Regions from separate parts of the Homo sapiens genome. Here region 2 is linked to region 1. The links are chromatin loops, found by intact Hi-C in ENCODE. Cell type or tissue: tibial artery. All regions are shown on one strand. Each heading gives the region's core, and the rest is flanking DNA. Links, peaks and the distances in the headings are about the cores only. Region 1 overlaps SLX4IP (SLX4 interacting protein). Region 2 overlaps SLX4IP (SLX4 interacting protein).

Evidence for each region. Hi-C counts contacts between places; a loop is a spot of excess contacts. Peaks named below come from ENCODE experiments on the same cell type or tissue, not always from the same donor. Only the 100,000 strongest peaks of a DNase experiment are listed, where the experiment ranks them.
Region 2: it touches region 1 in a loop (11-fold over the local background); 18 of 110 quality-filtered maps call a loop at or near these places.

Annotation. Positions count from the first base shown.
Region 1 is chr20:10,554,743-10,564,408 of GRCh38, forward strand. SLX4IP (SLX4 interacting protein) reads left to right here. Exons shown (of 8, transcript NM_001009608.3): 3 at 1,489-1,578; 4 at 5,958-6,078. Among named protein-coding and RNA genes, the nearest start is that of MIR6870, 90 kb to the right of the region's middle. RefSeq lists an enhancer at 4,001-4,380. In tibial artery, for the core only: a CTCF peak has its summit at 4,167; no DNase peak of the experiment used is centred there; H3K4me3 peaks cover 619 bases; H3K27ac peaks cover 2,500 bases.
Region 2 is chr20:10,599,125-10,608,790 of GRCh38, forward strand. SLX4IP (SLX4 interacting protein) reads left to right here. Exons shown (of 8, transcript NM_001009608.3): 6 at 2,607-2,695. Among named protein-coding and RNA genes, the nearest start is that of MIR6870, 46 kb to the right of the region's middle. RefSeq lists an enhancer at 1-88. In tibial artery, for the core only: no CTCF peak of the experiment used is centred there; DNase peaks (open chromatin) are centred at 5,158 and 5,577; H3K4me3 peaks cover 367 bases; H3K27ac peaks cover 2,500 bases.

The sequences.
Region 1 (9,666 bases), core at 2,616-5,115:
TTGTGAAGTGTCTATTCAAACTCAGGTTTTTTGTTTTGCTTTTTTTAAAAATATCAGTTTGTAGGAGTTCTTTACATATTTTGGGTACCAGTCCTTTTTGCCAGATACATGTATTTTTGAATACATAAATACATTTCTCCCAGTCTGTAACATACCTATTTATTTTATTAGTGGTGCTTTTTTCGTTAACAGAAATTTTTAATTTTGAAAATTTAACAATTTTACAACTATTTTTCTCAATATTTGGTGCTTTCTGGATCCTAAGAAATCTTTTCCTATTCCAAAGATCAGGAAGATAGTTTTGGCTTTTTTGTCTAGGTGTGTGATCCATCTCAAATTAAATTTTGTATATAGCGTGAGGTAGGTGTCAAGTTTCACTTTATATTTACATCTGATGGTCTAACCATTTGTTGAAACTACTTTCCTTTCACTGTTGATATATAGGACAGAATTTAAAAAAAAAAAAACAAAACTGTCCAGCCAAGGAAGTGAAAAAACTGAACCTCTGAGTCTCATAAACCGAATCTCTGGGTCTCTCAGACCATCCCCAACCTTGGTGTCCCATTCCTTACCAAATTAGTTTGTTCACAGTTATCTTGTGATTCTCAGAAATTACTTCACTCATATGTGAGGATTTATAAGGCAACAACTTTTCACAGGGTCTGTAACTGTGCTATCCAGTATGGAACCACTAGCTACATGTAGCTACTTAAATTTAATTTAAATTTTATTAAAAATGTAGCTTATCAGTTACAATAGCCACATTTTAAGTGCTCAGCAGCCACATATGGCCACATACGGCCACATATGGCTATCTTATTGAACAGCATATATATAGAATATTTCCATTATTTTCTAAAGTGCTGGACAGCGCTAGCCTATAGAATAAGAACAGAGTCAGGCTTTGTACAGTTTTGTAGCATACTTTAATGAATTTTGTTTTGTTTTGTTAACTAGCATTCAGTATGTATCTTTATCTTCTTGCTTATTTCTCATTCTTCCATGTTCCTATTTCAATTCCAAAGTGTACCGTCCTAGCCAATCCTTTTGTCCGTCTAAAAATGCAGTATCTTATATCTGTTATTTGCTGCTTAGAAGAAAGAATTCCCCTGGCTGTGCATGGAATCATTCTTTTGTGGAGCCTACCTAGTACTGACCTATTTAACTTCTCTCGATGCTTCACGTCTTCCAACTGCTGCCGGGATGCTTGGACATCCCCTTTCAAGGTGCAGCCCAGAGACAGATATTTTGTCTTTCCTGTCTTGATTAACATTGCATCTCTCCTTAGCATTTCCACTGTAAATGTTAAACTTAGGGAAAGTAGTAGATTATGACCTGTAACCATGTTCTTTATTAAAAGTTCTGTCTAGTAGTGAACTTTGTTGCCATTTCATCATGAGCAACCACATAGGAATTTGTGAGATTTTCTCTCATTGTTTGCTGGGCATGAGCCGCACAGACACTGACTCTGCCATTAATGTCTTTCAGTGTGGGAATTTTGCTGTCCTCGTGGATCTTCATATCTTGCCACAAGGTTCAAACAAAGATACAAGCTGGTTTTCTGAACAGAAGAAAGAGGTACAACAAAACTTTCTACTATTTAATTGCAAGTAGCTGCTGCTGCTATAAGAAATATCAGCTCTTTCCAGCTTTCATTTCTGTTAGTGGGAAAAAAATGTTGCGTATTTAATCCTTGAAAAACAATTGTATTCCCAATGACAGACACATATGCACCCACTTTTTTTTTCCTTCAGAAACTGACACATTCATAAACTTCATATGATACTGTATTATTTAAACCAGACATTTTATACCTCTTTGTTTTGGGGGAAGGATTTCTATATATTCAAAAAGAGGAGAAGAAGAAGAAGAAGTTAAAGTGACTATTTCAGTAATCAGGGATTTTAACCTGACTGGTTGTGAAGGATGGCCTGAGCACCTGAAGCAGGTGTGGCAGTTAACACAAGGCTGAACCTTCACACCCATCTTAAAGCCTCAGCTTTTATTTTCTATCATCCTTGTATTATCATGAGCCTTTGACAAGTCAGGAAATACTTGACGGTGTTCCTTCTCACAATGGTCAGTCAGGAAAGCCAGTAGCCGGGGGCTTAGCAGAGCATGATGCTGGACTTCACTGAGCCTCAGCCTCCTCATCTGAAAGTGAAGAGGTTTGCCTAGATGCCAAATTCACTCCTGGTTCTAAGTTTCAACAATCCCACCCAAGTGCTGCTTGTGGTGGAGGCTTACAAGCTGCACTGAGCTCTCACCATTGCTTTGCCTCCTTCTCTGATCCCTGCTCACCAGAGAGCAGGAGTAACCAGCTTGTGGCTTTTACACACCTTTAAAAATATCATTATCCGTGATGTCCATTTACCACAGTTGCTTTTTAGACTGAGAAATAAAAATCAGATTTGTTAAAATATAGTATATGGCGAAGAAACTATTGACAGTGGTGAAAAAACAAAAAGCCACCCTTTTCTGTGATAATTGCTTTTAATTAGCTTTTGGAGCTCACTAGAAAAAAGATCCCCACCCCCCAAAAAAGATTTTATAGGATAATACATTTTCATTCAAAGGATAATATTATCAAGACTTTGCTGTCATTATTTTGCAAAGAATACCTGGTGACCTAAAGCTGAGAAAAGGAAGGCACAAGGTTCTGTATGGTGGGATTTATCATTCAGGTAAATAACTGTGGACTCTTCTCTTCAGGACTTTTAAATATTTAGCAAGTCAATCAACATCTCCTACTGCCACTTACCTTCATATAATTCCACTCCTAGCTTACTAACGCATGTTGCTGTGATTCAAAACTGTTCACTCGTTTCCCCAAAGTGACCAATAGTCACCCAAGGGGACCTCACCCCAAAATCTTCTGACTTGACTTAAATTAACAATGTTATGGAATCCACCATTCCAGGCCTGTTCTCCATTCCCTTTCGGCTTTGCCACCTTAGACCTTTATCGGCCTTAGACCTTTCTTGTTAATATTGAGTCCGTTTTGCCCAAGATTCAGTTAATTTGGAATGCTTTAGAATAAAGCCCTGGGTGTGTGAATCACCTCATAGCCAAAGCGTGAGGCTAGGTTTTTGTTTTTTTAGGAGCCACATGCAGCTGCGTGGATGCTCATAGTACCTACTTGAGGGCAGCAGGGCATGACTTAGCAAAGCTGTGCAGTGCATGACAGGACCTGCAGAGCAGTGCTGCACTGGCAGCTGCAAGGGGCAGGTCGCTGTAGCAGGCTGAGCTTGCCTCTCAAAACCAAATGGTCGGTTTGCTGCTGCTTCTTTAATTTGCCCTTTTAAAATGTATATTGGCCAGGTGCAGTGACACACACCTGTAATCCCAGCACTTTGGGAGCCCAAGGCAGGCGGATTGCCTGAGTCTAGGAGTTCAAGACCAGCCTGGGCAACATGGTGAACCCCCATCTCTATAAAAAGTATAAAAATTAGCCAGATGTGGTGGCTTGTGTCTGGAATCCCAGCTACTCTGGAGGCTGAGGTGGGGGGATCACTTGAGCCCAGGAGGTTAAGGCTGCAGTGAGAGTTGTGATCATGCCACTGAACTCCACCATGGGTGGCAGAGTGAGACCCTGTCTCAAAAAAAAAAAAAAAAAAAAACAATTCGCTGATGTTAAAATTCCTCTGGGATCATTTGTGTGTGCGTAAGAAAGGAGAAAAGCTAGTTGAAGAAAGGCTATGACTTTAGCTTAGGTTCAGTGTCCCCAGGCTTTCATCTTCTTTATCCTTAGATCCTCTCATGATTGGGATTTTATGAGCAACCAATTTGATTCCATTTTAACAGTCATTTTATACAGTGAAAGCCTAAGAATATCCAGTTCCTTTTTAGAAAAAAGAACTAATTACATGTATTAACATATGTTTATTTTGAGTGCAGCACGAGTAGTCTTTGTACCCAAACAGTTGAAGTCAAACTGTTCCATGTGTCAACTCGAGGAAGCGAGCACAGCCCGTTAGCCTAGAGATGCCCTCTGCATCTCTGTCTTGAGCACTGATTTTAACTTGTTCTTCTTATCTGCCCCTCAAAGGTAGCTGAGAAGTTTTCTTTTCTTGCATTGTTGTGGTTCTGAAGAGAAAGCTTCATGACGTGTGGTGTGGTCGGTTACTGGTGTCTATCACACTGCACTTGGTCTACCTTGCATTCGTCAAACTGACTCACAGAAGGAAAGCCCCACAGCTAGAGGGAGAAAGTTTGTGTGTATGAGCCTTTGCTTTATTTTTGTCATGCTATTTTTAGTTTTAGCCTTATAGGGCATTTATAGCCAAATTTTAGCAATCCTTGTTTCCATGTATGTCTTTCACATATTTTCTAGCCCAGTCATAGTTGAACTCTGCATGTGAAGCAAAATTCTTTAATTGTTTTTTAAAAAAAAAAAAACCTATGAGGCGGCAAGGCTGCCTTTTTGTTGTGTGAACAATGCCGAAACACTCAACTGTAAAGGGATATCTCTGTATTCCATGAGGCACTGCATCTTTAGGCTGCAACATGAAAAGCAGGAGAGAGGAAACCAGTGTTTGTACTTTATCTAGAAACTCACACTCATGAGTTAAATCAAGGGTTTTCTATATTGTTTGAGGAGTACAAGTGTTTTTAATAAAGGAAAAGTTTTGCTATCATTGCTCTTTAGAACAGCTAAAAATTTTGTTGTTTTAATTTGTGAAGATTCTAAGAGATCAACCTGAGATGACATTGCAAGAAACCAGCAAAACAGGTTTGAGGTGACCTGGGCAACTCTGAGTTTTCTGCAGTCTTTGGGAATTAAACAGGAATCATCAGTTCTTATACATCAGTTCTTAATCTAAATTAAGAAATTTAGATTTGTGTATGATTTTACTCTCTTTTTCTACATTAGGTCACAATTTCCTGTTAGTGCAGGAAACAACTGCAAAGAGTATCTTCCCATTGTGTTGGGCTTAAATTTTTGTTTACCTTTATTATAAATAACACCAAAACAATAAAACAATTGACCTATCCTGAAACTTACTAGTGATAAGGAATACTGAAATTGAATTAAAACCATGTGTTTCTGTCGCCTAATAAATGTTAATCTACTTTAGAGAAATTATATTATTTTCACTGTTAGTACATGAGTGTAGTACGTTTTTACAAAAACAAAGGCATATACAGTATCATCAACAAGAGCGTAGAAGAAAATAGGATTAGTGATTTCCAGTTCTCTGCTTAACTCACTGCTCAACAGTTTCCTTCTTGAGTAGATTTGTAAACCCAAGACCAGAAACTAATGAATGATGGTGTTTAGATTTTTAAAAATTTTTAGACCAAGTTTGAAAAATGGGATAGTTTATATAAAAATTACTGTTTCTGACTCCTTTTGAACAAAGATCTAGCAACACTGTGCCTATAAACATGAAACAGTCCCCTAAAACCATGGGGGGCTGCTTGCTGTTGACTGGGCTGTGGTGTGGGTTCCCCATGCCGTTGCACCAGCAGTGGATGAATATGCCCTTACTCCTGGCCCCATCCCTGTCTACAGTCCCCTGGCCACACTGGGTGTTTCCCTGGGGCCCTTGATGCCAGCCAGTGTTGGCTCTTCTTGACTTATTTCTTCTATTTGTCACAGTACAACTGATTGATACTTATATGAAAGCATTCTTTACCATACTTATTACCTCCTTGCCCTGATGTTTACACTGAAATATTTTTATCTTTCTTTTAGAAATATGAAACTGAGGCAGAAAGAAATGAAATGACTTTCCCAGATCACACAGTGAGCCAACATCATGGTTTCGAGCAAACTTCAGTAGCAAATTTAAATTTGCGGTGTTATTCATGAGCACATATGACATTCCTTTCAACATTCACAGCTAAATTAAAAAGCAAAATGAAATGAAATGTTCATTGTTAACTTTTTAATATATATGTTAATTTTTTTGCATTAAATTTGAAGGTTATATCTAATTTTTTATTTGCTTTAGGAAGTCTGTTTACTGTTAAAAGAAACCATTGATTCAAGAGTTCAGGAGTACTTGGAAGTTCGCAAACAGCACAGGCCATCAAATGCAGAATTCACAAGATCCAATCCCTTGTCCTTAAAAGGTAGGCACAGAGCACTTTGATTTTGGACAAAAAATAAATAGAATTTCTGCTCCGTAGAGATGGCAATTATGTTTGACTCTGACTGTCATGTTAGTATAGTGATACATTTTAAAAATATGTCCTAATGAAGATACTTTGTTTGGGTAAAGAAAATTAACTGAAGAGCCCTCAGGACTTTTAATGGTAGGCAAAATGTATAAAAATAGCAAATAAAACATTCCTAAGGAAACTGTAAATTGTTTAAAGGATTGTTTTTTATTTTTAAGGTTTTTTTATTTTTAGTAGACTTAATAATTGTACACATTCATAGGATACAGAGTGATATTTTGATACGTGTATACAATGTGTAATTTTCAAATTAGAGTAATTAGCATATCTATCACCTGAGCATTTATCATTTCTTTGTGTTGTGAGCATTTAAAATCCTCACTTATGTTTTTTTAAAAAATATACAATAAATTAATGTTAACCATATTTACCCTATAGTGCTATAGAACACTAGAACTTACTCTAGTGGTAGTCTTATATCCATTAGCTAACCTCTTCCTATCCTTCCCTTCCCCATCCTTCCTAGTCTTCTAATACTCACAACTCTGATTGTATGAGCTCAATTTTTTTAATAAATAGCTTCTACATATGAGTGAGAACATGTGATATTTTATTTTCTTATTTTCTGATTACATCATCAAATTTTAATATGTCTATATATCTATTTTTCTTTTTTCTTTTTTTTTTTTTGGTTATAGTAGTAAGTTCTTAAGTGGTGATTTGTGAGATTTTGGTGCACCCATCACCCAAGCAGTATACACTAAACCTGATTTGTAGTCTTTTATCCCTCACTCCCTTCCCCACCTTTCTCTCTGAGTCCCCAAAGTCTATTGTGCCATTCTTAATGCCTTTGCATCGTCATAGTTTAGCTCCCACTTACAAGTTTGGCTTTCCATTCCTGAGTTACTTCACTTAGAATAATAGTCTCAAGTCCCATCCAGGTTGCTGAGAATGCCATTAATTCATTCCTTTTTATGGCTGAGTAGTATTCCATCGTGTATGTGTGCCGGACTTACTTCACTTAATTTCCTTTGGGCTCATCCGTGTTGCTATTGAAACAGGAAAAGATACCTTATCCCTGAAACAGGGCGTGGGATGGGGATGTGTCATCGGTGCCCTGCGGCTCAACCCTTAGGGGAACATACAGACGGGCAGTTCATAGGAAGCATGGGCTCCAATCCTGCAGCAGCGTCTAGGGTTGAGTGTTTACAGATCCTCAAGCCCCAGTGGGCGTGTGTTACAATGTGCTTTTTCAGTTTAGCCGTCTGCAGGCGGGTTGCGTTAATCTACTCGATTAGGCCCTCTGCCTTATCTCAAGGACAGAGGGCTTTCTGTATCCCGGGTTCTTGCCTTGGTGTACCGGAAATACTGGATCACACGTGGGCTTGGAGAATGGGTGCAAGGTTTTACTGAGTGGAGGTGGCTCTCCGCGAGGTGAATGGAGAGGCCAGAAGGGGGATCTAGTGGGAAGGTGGTCTTCCCCTGGAGTTGGGCCGCCCAGCTGCCGGACTCTCCGACTGCCCCTGGCAGAATTTCACGTTATCCCGCTGTCCATGGCCTGCCGGAATCTGCTGGTGCCTGTCAGAACAACTTCTTCCGTTCCTCTGCTCCTCTTGTTGTCCAGCCGCCTGTGTGTGTGCCCGCTAGGGTCTCGGGGGGTTTTATAGGCACAAGATGGGGGGCGTGGTAGGCCATGGTGTTCTTGGAAAATACAACATTTGGGCGTGAAAACAGGAGTGCCTGTCCTCACCTAGGTCTGTGGGCACAGGCCCAAGGGTGGAGCCCTCACCAGGGACCCTGCCCTTCTCTACCCAGCACTTCCTTGCCCCTCTCCCATATCACCATGAATGACAGATTTTATTTTATTTATTTATTTTTTTGTATATATTGCTGAATAGTATTCCATTGTGTATACATACAGCACGTTTTCTTTATCCATTCATCTGGTGATGAACATTTAGATTGATTCCGTTATCTTAGCTATTGTGAGTAGCACTGCAGTAAGCAAGGGGGTACAGATCTCTTCAATATACTGATTTTCTTCTTTTGTTAAAATACCTAGTAGGGAGATTGGTGGGTCATATGGTAATTCTATTTGTAGATTTTTGAGGAACCTCCAAATTGTTCTCCATAATGGTTGTACTAATTTAAATTCCCGTGAATCATGTATATGAGTTCCTTTTTCTTCACATCCTTGCCAGCACTTGTTAGTTTTTGTCTTTTTGATAATAGCCATCCTAACTGCGGTGAGATATCTAATTGTGGTTTTGATTTGCATTTCCCTGATGATTAATAACGTTAAGCAATGTTTCATATACTTGTTGGCCATGGGTATGTCTTCCTTTGAGAAATATTCAAATCCTTTGCACATTTTAAAATCAGATTCGCTTATTTGCTATTGAGTTATTTGAGTTCTTTGTATATTATGGACATTAGTCCCTTGTCAGATTAATAGTTTGCAAATACTGTCTTCCATTCTACAGGTTGTCTCTTCATGCTGTTGATTGTTTCCTTTGCTGTATAGAAGATTTTTAGTTTGATATAGTCCCATTTTTCTATTTTTGTTTTTATTGCTTGTGCTTTTGAAGTCTGATTCATAAAATCCTTGCCTAGACCAATGTCTTGAAGAGTTTCCTCTGGGTTTTCTTCTAGTAGTTTTTTAGTTTTTGGGTCTTAAATTCAAGTCTTTAATTCATTTTGAGTTGATTTTTGTATCCAGTGAGAGATAGGGGCCCAGTTTCATTCTTCTGCATATGGATATCCGGTTTTCCCAGCAGCATTTATTAAAGAAAGTGTCCTTTCCCCTAATATGGTTCTTGGCACCTTTGTTAAAAATCAGTTGGCTCTAAATAAGTGAACTTATTTCTGGGTTCTCTATTCTGTTCCATTGCTCTATGTGTCTGTTTTTATAACCATACCATGCTGTTGTGGTTACTATAGCTTTGTAGTATATTTTGAAATCAGGTAGTATGATGTTTCCAGCTTTGTTCTTTTGCTCACAGTTGCTTTGGCTATTTGGGTCTTTTGTGGTTCCATACAAATTATAGTGTTACTTTCTTCTATTTCTGTGAAGAATGTCATTGGTATTTTGGTAGGGATTGGTTAATAAATGCTTAGACTCTTGCTAAACTGTCAATTTCTAAAAGGTATGAGCATTGTGGACCCAGCTCGACCACAGGATTGATTTTCACTGATGACAGAGGTTCATTTTGTTCTAGGCTGTGTAGATCTAGACACCTGCAGGGACAAGAGGGACACGCCATGGTATACCACCGTCTTATATTGTTTATTAACAGCATCACTAAAAACAGAAATTGATTCATGCTTTTACTTTGTCATCAGTGCCAAAAACATCTCTCTATACATTTATCTAACTGCCTGTTTTCAGCTGATCCTATAGTCTTTTAAGCCTGTTTCAAAACCAAGTTCAAAACCACTAACCAAAAAGCCATGCCTATTTCCTCCTCAGTCTTCAGTTCTATGTCTCATGTTCCCTGAAAATAGAGTTGTTGTTTCTGTGTAGGTAGTTTGGATGAATGT
Region 2 (9,666 bases), core at 4,218-6,717, 46 kb after region 1:
TCCCTAGGTGTGTGATGAGGCCACTTTCCCCCATCACTTCCCCAAGTCTAGATGTCCACTAAGGATATGATTTCAAACTTGTCCAGCCAGCAACAGTAAAGTCAGAAGCTAATGATCATTCTCCAGGTTGATCTGAGCACTGGAAAGAAAATTTAGTTCACCTTCCATGGACAATTTCAGTATATATATAAGATATGATATAGGAACTTTAAAAAATTAACATATAGAGGCTTGCTGTGGAATCTTCATGATTATCTGCATTTTCTTAACTGTAAACTCTGCTCGAATATGTTATTCTCTTTTTTGCTGTTATTTGTTTGTTTTTGAGACAAGTTCTCACTCTGTCACTCAGGCTGGAGTACAGTGGTGCAATCATGGCTCACTGCAGCCTCCTAAGTAGCTGGGACCACAGGTGTGTGCCACCATGCCTGGCTTTTTTTTTTTTTGTAATTTTTGGTAGAGAAGGGGTCTCACTATGTTGCAGCTGGTCTCAAACTCCTGGGGTCAAGCTGTACTCCCGCCTTGGCCTCCTAAGGTGCTGGGATTACAGGCATGAGCCAGCATGCCCAGCCTTAGATATACTGCTTTCTTAACAGGTCCTTCCACTTTGTTCAACTCTCTAGTAAAATAAGTCAGCTAACCTTGCACTTGTGCCCTTTATGGTAAGGACTATCATTGCCTAAATATTTAATTAAATATTAAAATAGTACAACTCTCAATAATGACCTAAACAGAGCAAAAGGGTACAGAAGTTGCTTTCTGTTAATACCTGGCAGCACCAAAATGTTTAAAATCTGCCATTCGAACATTGTTACTTTTCAGAGGAACAAATGCAAATACCGAGGAATTATTTGATAGAACTGATAATTTTGAATTCCAGTTCTGATCCACTAATGAACTGTTGTATTTCAATTTTATGATTTTTTTAGGGGGGGGAGGTGGAAAAATAATGAATTCTGTGGCTCAGTTTCCCTCCCATAAAATGATAAAAAGGCTATATACCATTTATCGCAATAAGATCTTTTAAGAACTAATGAATAAATATTAATTGCTTTGCTAATTTTGTTCTTCTGGCTTTTCAAAATCCACCTCTAGTCACCTAGCCAGATATCATATGCCCACATGGGGTCAAAGTTGAAAAAAACCCAGGCCCCCACCTGAAATGGGGGCTTTCCTCATGAGGAAGGCTAATTGGGAGTGAGACCAGAACAACAGGTTAATCCCTAATCATGGAGGGCTTTGAATATTGGGCACTGGGGAGCCATGGTAGGTTTTTGAGCAGGATGAGTGGAGCTCTTTTTTTAGAACTGTTAACCTGCTGTTCTGAATAGGATAACTTGGAATAGGGAGAGTGACTGCCAAGGAGACAGCAGTGGTTGATGGGATAAGGAGAGAGCTGTTACTGGAACAACAACTCATTGGGCCTCTTGGGATCATTTAAGCTAGTCTAGTAGTGTAAGGTGTTAACTTGTTTAAATTCTGTGTCCATGTAATTGACACCTTCTTGCTTGGCTTCCAAGCGGTGCATCAAATTGAGATACCTTATTACCTCAGTCATTGCCATCATGTGCAGTGTACCTAAAAGGCTTTACTCACCTGATTCATAATATCCATCTTTAAAAAGAAATTGGTCTCATGTAAGAGGGAAGCTTTCTCTGTTAGAAAAATGACTTAATTTCTATCACAAATATCAGACATGTATATCATAAAAATATTCAAGCAGTACAACCAAGTAGGAAAAAGGGAGAAGAGCCCCCTCCCCACCCGCCTGGAACATACCCTGTTGGCATCAGCTTAGCATCACTCCAGACATCATGCCTGGGTAGCTGGAGGCTGGCGAACAAATGGATGGATGGACAGACAGATGAGAAAAGGAAAGATCCAGATGTCATTACCATCTTGCCTTCCTTTCATTGAATGCCGAGGAGTCCAGTTCAGTGATTTATTCAGTCTTTCCCAATGAGAAGTCAATGGTTTTGTTTTAAGAAGCAGCAATAATAGATTACTATGAGTATGGTGTAATTTTACCATCTTTATTGTATATTTAACCATTTTCTTAATAGTTGGATCATTAATTCCTAAGAAAAGCTGCTGTTTTCCCAGCCTGCTTCAGATTAGTAGTTTGCCCTCCAGGGTCGGGGAGCTCTCTAAGACTAGCTAACCAAGGAGATGATAAGTAAAGTAACTAGGAAAAACATTGATAGGTCACATTTTTAGATTTTATCTAATATTCTTCCTCTTCCTCTAAAGTGTTACATGCTCATTTTGAAAACATTGATCCTATTTTCTAAATAGGAGTTCTAATCAGAAAACAGCTGACTGACACAGAGGGGAGGCTACAGAGGTTCTGCCTGGGGGTTTCCTGTAATGTAATGGTCCCGGGGCGCAGGTGGACCAATTTGCAGCCTCATCAGCTCTCCCTAGAGCTTTGCGCTCACCCTGCCCTATTGACGGCAAACACCGAAAGGATGGGAGGAGAGAAGAGACGTATGTTTTATATGGATGTGCATATTGCAGTAACTTAAAATGAACAAAAATCTGGAACAACCATTCTGTGTTTATAGTTTTTTGACACCTTTAAACTTGTTTTTCTTCATTTTATACAGAACTCTGTGTATTCCCTGACAGATTTGTGGTTTGTGTCAGTCAGCTTGCATTCAGTCGTGATCTTTTAGCAAGTCAGAATGAAGATTTGGTGAGTATGAAAAAATTCTATAAACAAATAAGTCTGCTTAAATGCTGAGTTACTGTAAAAAATAGAAAACAAGAATTGTCTGCTGTTGTCATTCAGCTGATGAGCACCCAACGCATGTTTTAAGGGAACAAGAAGCCCTACCTGTTTTACGTGGTAATATCAACTAATTCGTGTATTGTTCTTCTTTTCCTCAAGACCATTTTAATCAGCAGTACCTTTTCCATATCAACTGTAAATGAGAAAGCAACACATCACAAAAGCTGTGATGGTGCTTATGATAGTGTTTAAATGAAATAAAGAAAAGTCTTTAAGTGAAATGAAGCAAAATCCACATGTTTCCACTGGAGGCTTTCATTGGGGTCAGTGGCTTTTAAATTTTATTCCATGGTGAATCACCGACATTTTCATGAGAACCAGTACTTTTCCCCAGTGTATTATTTCATAGCTGATAGGGTTCATTTTCTCCCTCTCTCTCTCTCTCTCTCTCTGTCTCTCTGTCTCTCTGTCTCTCTGTCTCCTTCTCTGTCTCCCTTTTCTCATGCTAAGTCTTGAGTTCCAGCAGGGCCTGCTTCTGTTTTATTGGAGTTGTCTCTTCAGACAAATAGATAAAACTGACTCAGAATTGCAGCTGACTGCTTTGTCTTTTAAGCTGAACATGTACACTTGAGAATCTCCTTGTTGCACGTGTGTGTGTTTCCTGCAGCCACAGTCCAGTCTGCCTGACTTCTACACAGACTTTTTTTCATATTTTTGGACGTATGACTTGAATCTTTAAGAAACAGGGACATATGACTTGAATCTTTAACAAACAGAAAAAAAATCCAACAGACATTAACCGGGCCATGAAGTGTGACATGATTATTATGCTTCTAAAATAATTTATGGGAATATTAGATTACCCTTGATGTTTATTATTTTTTAATCCGTATGAAATCTGAAATTTGGCCCACATCATCTAAAACCAGCTTCTTATCTCATCTTAAATAAATACATAAGAAGAGTGTTTCAGAGGCTACAAGGGTGAATAGAGACCCAGGAAAAGTAAAGAGCAGAGAACTTATATTTAAATTTAGATGTCTGCGTTTGGTGCAGAGGAACCCTTTGCAACAGCCAGTGTGGTTCATATTTCCTCTTCTTCATCCATCAGTCAAACTCTTAAGAATACACATTAAATGAATGAGGCAAATTTGGTGAAAAGTATTAAGTTTGTCCTTTGAAATATTTCCAGGATGTTGAGTTATCTTCGTAAACTAATAAATACTAAAGTGGCAATGCCATTGGCATACATCTAAAATATAATATAGCTTAACTGATTCAGAGCAAGGAAGAAATTGATCTATGGGTTTAAGAAAACAACAATTAACTGTTCCAGAAAGTATTATTACTTTCAAATGAAATACAGGAGAAATTAGATCTTCTATCTGATATGTAATATTAATACTTAGTATCTTAAATTATTAAGGAGGGATTAAAACATCTCAATACAAATGAAATATTATCCCCCTTAGGGGCCTTGGTATTTATACAGATGTAAGTTTTCTATACCGGCTGTCATATAAATCCTATAATCTGGAGGACTTCCTAAACATTGAGAATTTTCATTCTGAAACTCTCACCGGTCTAAGCCTTTTACATGAGTGAGTTCAGTTTCTTTATCTTTAAGATGTTCTGATAACCAGTGATAACATGACCAGAGTTAACCACATTAACTTATGAGGAAAATGCCATTTCCATCATGAGGCTCGTTCCTTGTTTTGAGTGATTGTCTTTAGTTGTGGTCAGTTTCTGTCTCTTCAGTTGCTCATTTACTCCACCTCTGTCTCTTCACATATACATTTTCCCAGCCACATATGTCAGCTAAAGCCTGGCACTACTCAACAGTTTCATCTCGGGGCTCAAGCTCTGTGCGTCCCTCTGCCTAGCCTGCTCACCTCTGCCACCTCCCCTCCTCACAGGCCTCCAGCCCACTACTTCCTCAGGCCTGTTGTTACTAGAAGCAATAAAAGACCCAGGTCAAGTAAAGGTCCCTCTCCCACAAATGACCCATCAAGCCAACTACACCATCCTTCCACCAGAAGTGTCTTGTAGTTTAATTCTCATTGATATTTGACCTCTACAGAGTCTGCCTGTCTCAGCTATTTAAGGATCAATAAACAGCCCTTCCCTTCCAGAACTGCCTTCTGCCTGAGAGAAGGCATTCTTATCACTTGTTCCATACTTCAAATGCCCACAGCCAGTGATGTCAGGCTCCTGTGAGTATTCCCTGGACTTGCTTCAAGCTTTGAATTCTTATATCACTTTACATGGATATTCACCAAAGGGCAGGATCCATCTCATTTTCTCTGGATAGCAATTCTCAAGAACATCTGACTGGGCAAGGCTGGGAAAATTGGTACCCGCAGTAGCTATGTTGGAAAGATTTCTTTGGCAATAAACTTCAGTTGTTTTTGTATAACTATTGACTTAACTCACTCTTCTGCAGCCACAGAAGTGACAGAGGAGTGAACTAGTACTTGAGCAACAGCCTGGGTGCCTTACTCGTGCTGTAGCCTTGAGAGCACACATTCCCTTTCCTTCATCTTTTTTTTTGGATTCTCAATGTCTAAGTGACAATTTGTTAGGAAATCTGGGAGCGTCTATTCAAAACTCCTCTGTCAAGGGATTCTTTCAACCTGTAGACAAGGAAGCCAGCTGCACTTAGCTCCCCAGTACTTAAAGGTGGTTGCACAAAAGAACTGCTGTTCCAGATCAGGCAGTACAAAGGGAGTAATCCCCCTCCTTTACGGAGCAGAGCGAATGCAGCCACGCTGCCCCTAAGCACCACAGCGCCAGGGAGGTCTGTCCCTGCTGTCACTGTTGCGTTTCTCTTGTCCACTCAGGGACTTTGGTGCAGGGAGATCCTCTGTGTTGCAATAGCTCTGCACAGAGTGCCCATGTGCTAGGGATGTGGGAATTGTGATGTGTACTTTGGGAAGAAAGGACATTATTATGAAATGAGTCATTGTATTTTTCTTACTAGAGTTTCTCATAAGAAATCTAAAAACTCTTGTAGCCTCAGTTTTTGACCTATTGCTAGATATAGGACTGGGGAGTCTTTTGAGAGTTTTTACCTTTATTTGGTTTGTTTTTTCCTCACCGTTTTTTTCCTTGGAAATATGAAGAACATAAAGTGAATTTTGATTGCGCTCAGCTACATTCCATTCCAACAATATTTTCTTATTTACAAACCCAAAAGCCTATGTAGAAACTGTTTTCTTTCTCAGATGTAAAGTCCTGGAGCCTTTGGGAAATTTAAAATTATTTATTATTTCTTTGTTAAAGTTGTGTAAATAACCATAGAACTCTGTATATATCTGGGACATTTCTGGGTCAGGACAAAGCTACTATTTCATTGTGTGTTAGTTACAGCCACTCCTTCTAGTCTCTGGAGATCAGCCTTCCCATCTGTTTTTACCATCACATTTTAACATAATTTGCTAAGTCCCAGCTCTATACTGGGAACTCTGGTAGGCACCAGGAAAACAAAGAAAAGTAAGAAAGTGTGTTGGCCCTCAAGGAGCTTACAGTTTGGCAGATCAAGGCTGCTGAAGGATATCCTGGTGACCTAAAAATGTCATTCAAATAGGGCCTCCATTTTTCCTAAATATTTTTCCACTCTGCACCTGTATCTTTAAGGGTTCCATTGGATCTCTTCTGCCGTTCCTCAGAAGGAAAGTCCAAAATCCCCCAGCCCTACTTTTTTTACTTTTAAACCGAAGCTCTCAAAGTCTGTGATCCTTTTGGAAATTAAAAAATGATTTGTAGTGCTAGTACTGCCTACAAGTGGACATATACATTAAGATATTTGAGTTATCTGCCTTATACTCTTTATTTGAGTTGTGGTTCAAGTTGTGAAAATAGCTGTTAAGACTCTGCAGACGTAGGCCAGCCATACAAGGCTAGGTCCTCACTGTAGCATCATCTAAGTAGAAGGATTACCGGGACATCCTGACAAGAAACAATATTGAAGCACTAACTCAGCTGCTTCTCTTAAGGCACACTACTGTTTAGTGGTAAAGAAATGTCCTTCTAGTTTTTGAATACAAAATTGAAGTGAAAATGAGTTTAGACTCATTTTCACTTCAAATAAACTATTGAAGGCTGAGTTATTTTTAGCTTGGCTGTTATAGTCCTCAGCTGTGCATAATCCAGCCCTTTGTGGGCCATAGCCCTCCTCTCATTCAAGGGGGAGGGTATCAAATTATCTCAAAAATCTTTTCTCACATGGGATTTCTATTGGAGGAAGCAAATAAAACTGTAGCTAAATAAAAACTACAAAATAATTTTGCACAAAGAAGAAATTTTCTTGCAGATTAAAAAATTATGATTAGAAAAACTTCCAGGGTAGTTATATTTGATCTTAAGAAAGATGTAAATAGAAATTATAAGCTAACATTATAGGCCTTATGTTTTTAGAACAGAAGAAATAAGCTAATTAACATTTGACTGTGCACTGATGTTTGTACCCTCATGACAGAATCCTTTAACTTTTGCATAAGTATAAATCAGATCATTCAAGAAAAGAATTCTCTATTTTTGTGTTTAGAAAATGAAATAAGTAGTGGATGACTTTTCCAGATTTTTCATGATCTATCATAGAGTTAAAAAAATTTATTTTTCTTATTTCTAAACAACGCTAGTGGTGAATTGCGTGGAAGATATTAACAAGAGATTCCTGTAGCACTAGGGAAAGTTCCTTGAGTAGAGAGAGGCTGTTTTCATATTTCACATTTTCCACAATGTTATGAACTTAGATTTTACCTAATAACTGATGACCAATATTGTACATATTCATTGTACAAAAAAGCTTTTAATCCAAATATATATAAAGAAAATAAAAACTAGCCACAACCCTGAACACAAAGTCTCTGCTAGTGATCTGGATGGTATCTCTTCATACATCATACTTAATAAACTGAGGTCCGTGTGTATGTATTTTAACTAGGACCCTATTTGTCAGTTATGTGTTTCTGTCCATTTTTTTTACTGATGATTTTGTATTTGACAAACTCTGCTACATGAAGACTTCTTATCTAGTAAGGAAAGTAACTCTCAGTGAGTTTATTATTTTCCTTTCACTTGTATGTCAGTGCTGTATGGTAGGATGCATTGTTTTTCCTCAGAATTGTGTTTTCTGTAATGATCTCTGCTTTCGATGATGTTGGTGTTATGTTTTTCAAATTAGATAAACACTTGTATTTTCTTCTGATACTTTTATGGAATGTATTTTAGTTTATGATATGAGGTCCTTTTTATTCCGTGTAGTGACCAATATTATGCTAATTATAGTCTTTAGGTTTAAGGGACAGCCGAGCTGTGTCTGCCTCTGCCACACCGTCAGTGCACACATGACAATGAGGCATCTGTAGGGAGCAGACTCTCTTTTGCCCCTTAGCAGCTGGATTTCGCTGATGACACTAAGATATTTGGGTTCTCTGCCTTATGCTTCATTTGAGCTGTGGCCAAAATAGCCATCAAGGTTCTGCTGACCTGCATCAGCCACACAAGGCTAGTCCTCACTAGCATCATCTAAGTAGAAAGATTAGTGGGACATACTGCCAAGAGACAATGTTTAAGCACTAAATAGAACACTTCTCTTAAGTCACACTACTGTTTAGTGTGAAAGAATTCTCATGGTGCTTGCCCCCTCCCAAGGCTGACTGCCCTGTCCCTTTCCAATCAGTTAAGGCCAAGGCTCAGGGTCAGAACATGTTCAACAGATAGTTAAGGAATAGATTAGGGCCACACCCTCAGCAAGTGGCCTACGATGGGCTGTTTTCCTTGGATAGCCACCATCCCCACCCAACCTTATAGGGACTGGCAGAGAGATGACCCTCTGAAAATGCTGGTAGTGAGGATGAAGATGTCCTCTGTTGGTTAGTTTCTCTAGACTAAGATGGAGAAAATAAGAAAAAAAAAAATCTCTAGGGTGAGATCATTTTTTAAAAGATTGTCTTTTGCTTGTATATTACAGTAACCTGAGTTCTCTTTTGTTAATAATGAAATTTGTTCTCTTTTCTTAATAATGAAATCTTCCCAAATGTTTAGCCAGTATTTGTGAAAAACATGGTTTGTGCCTCCTCCCACCACTGCCATTCCTGCAAGGGAACCTGCCCTTTGCTGAAGTAGAATAGGATAGGTTAAATGAATGAGGATCATTAGATAGGATAAGTTGGAATAGGATGTATCTCCATCCCCAATCCTTTGTGGTTTTTTTCTCATAGTGTATCTTTGCCTGTGCAGAGGCCCGTGATCTCCATTGATGAACCCTTTGATAGATTTGATTAGGAAAAACGTGGTGGGGAATAGAACAACTGGAAAAGGGATTTGAGTTAAAATGTAAAGACCTGGCTTTGACCACTGCCTCTCCCCTTATTCACTGATGACCTTACACAAGTCATCTGGCTTCACAAGAGCACTAGTCACCTAACTTGTTAAGCAAAGGTAAACATGATACTTTCTGTACAGCGTTCTCAAGTTTTCCTAAAGAGCAAGTGAAATAATGAATATTAAAATGTCATAGAAGGCCAGGCGCGGTGGCTCATGCCTGTAATCCCAGCACTTTGGGAGGCCGAGGCGGGCGGATCACGAGGTCAGGAGATCGAGACCATCCTGGCTAACACAGTGAAACACCATCTCTACTAAAAATACAGGAAAAAAAAAAAGGTAGCCGGATGTGGTGGCAGGCGCCTGTAGTCCCAGCTACTCAGGAGGCTGAGGTGGGAGAATGGTGTGAACCCAGGAGGCGGAGCTTGCAGTGAGCCGAGATTGCACCACTGCACTCCAGCCTGGGTGACAGAGCAATACTCTGTCTCAAAAAAAAAAAAAAAAAAAAGGTCATAGAAAGTCTAAGGCACTTATACAGTATTAATTTTTATCAACATCATTTCCTTTCTTCTCTGAAGAAGTCTTCATTTAAATGCAATTAACGC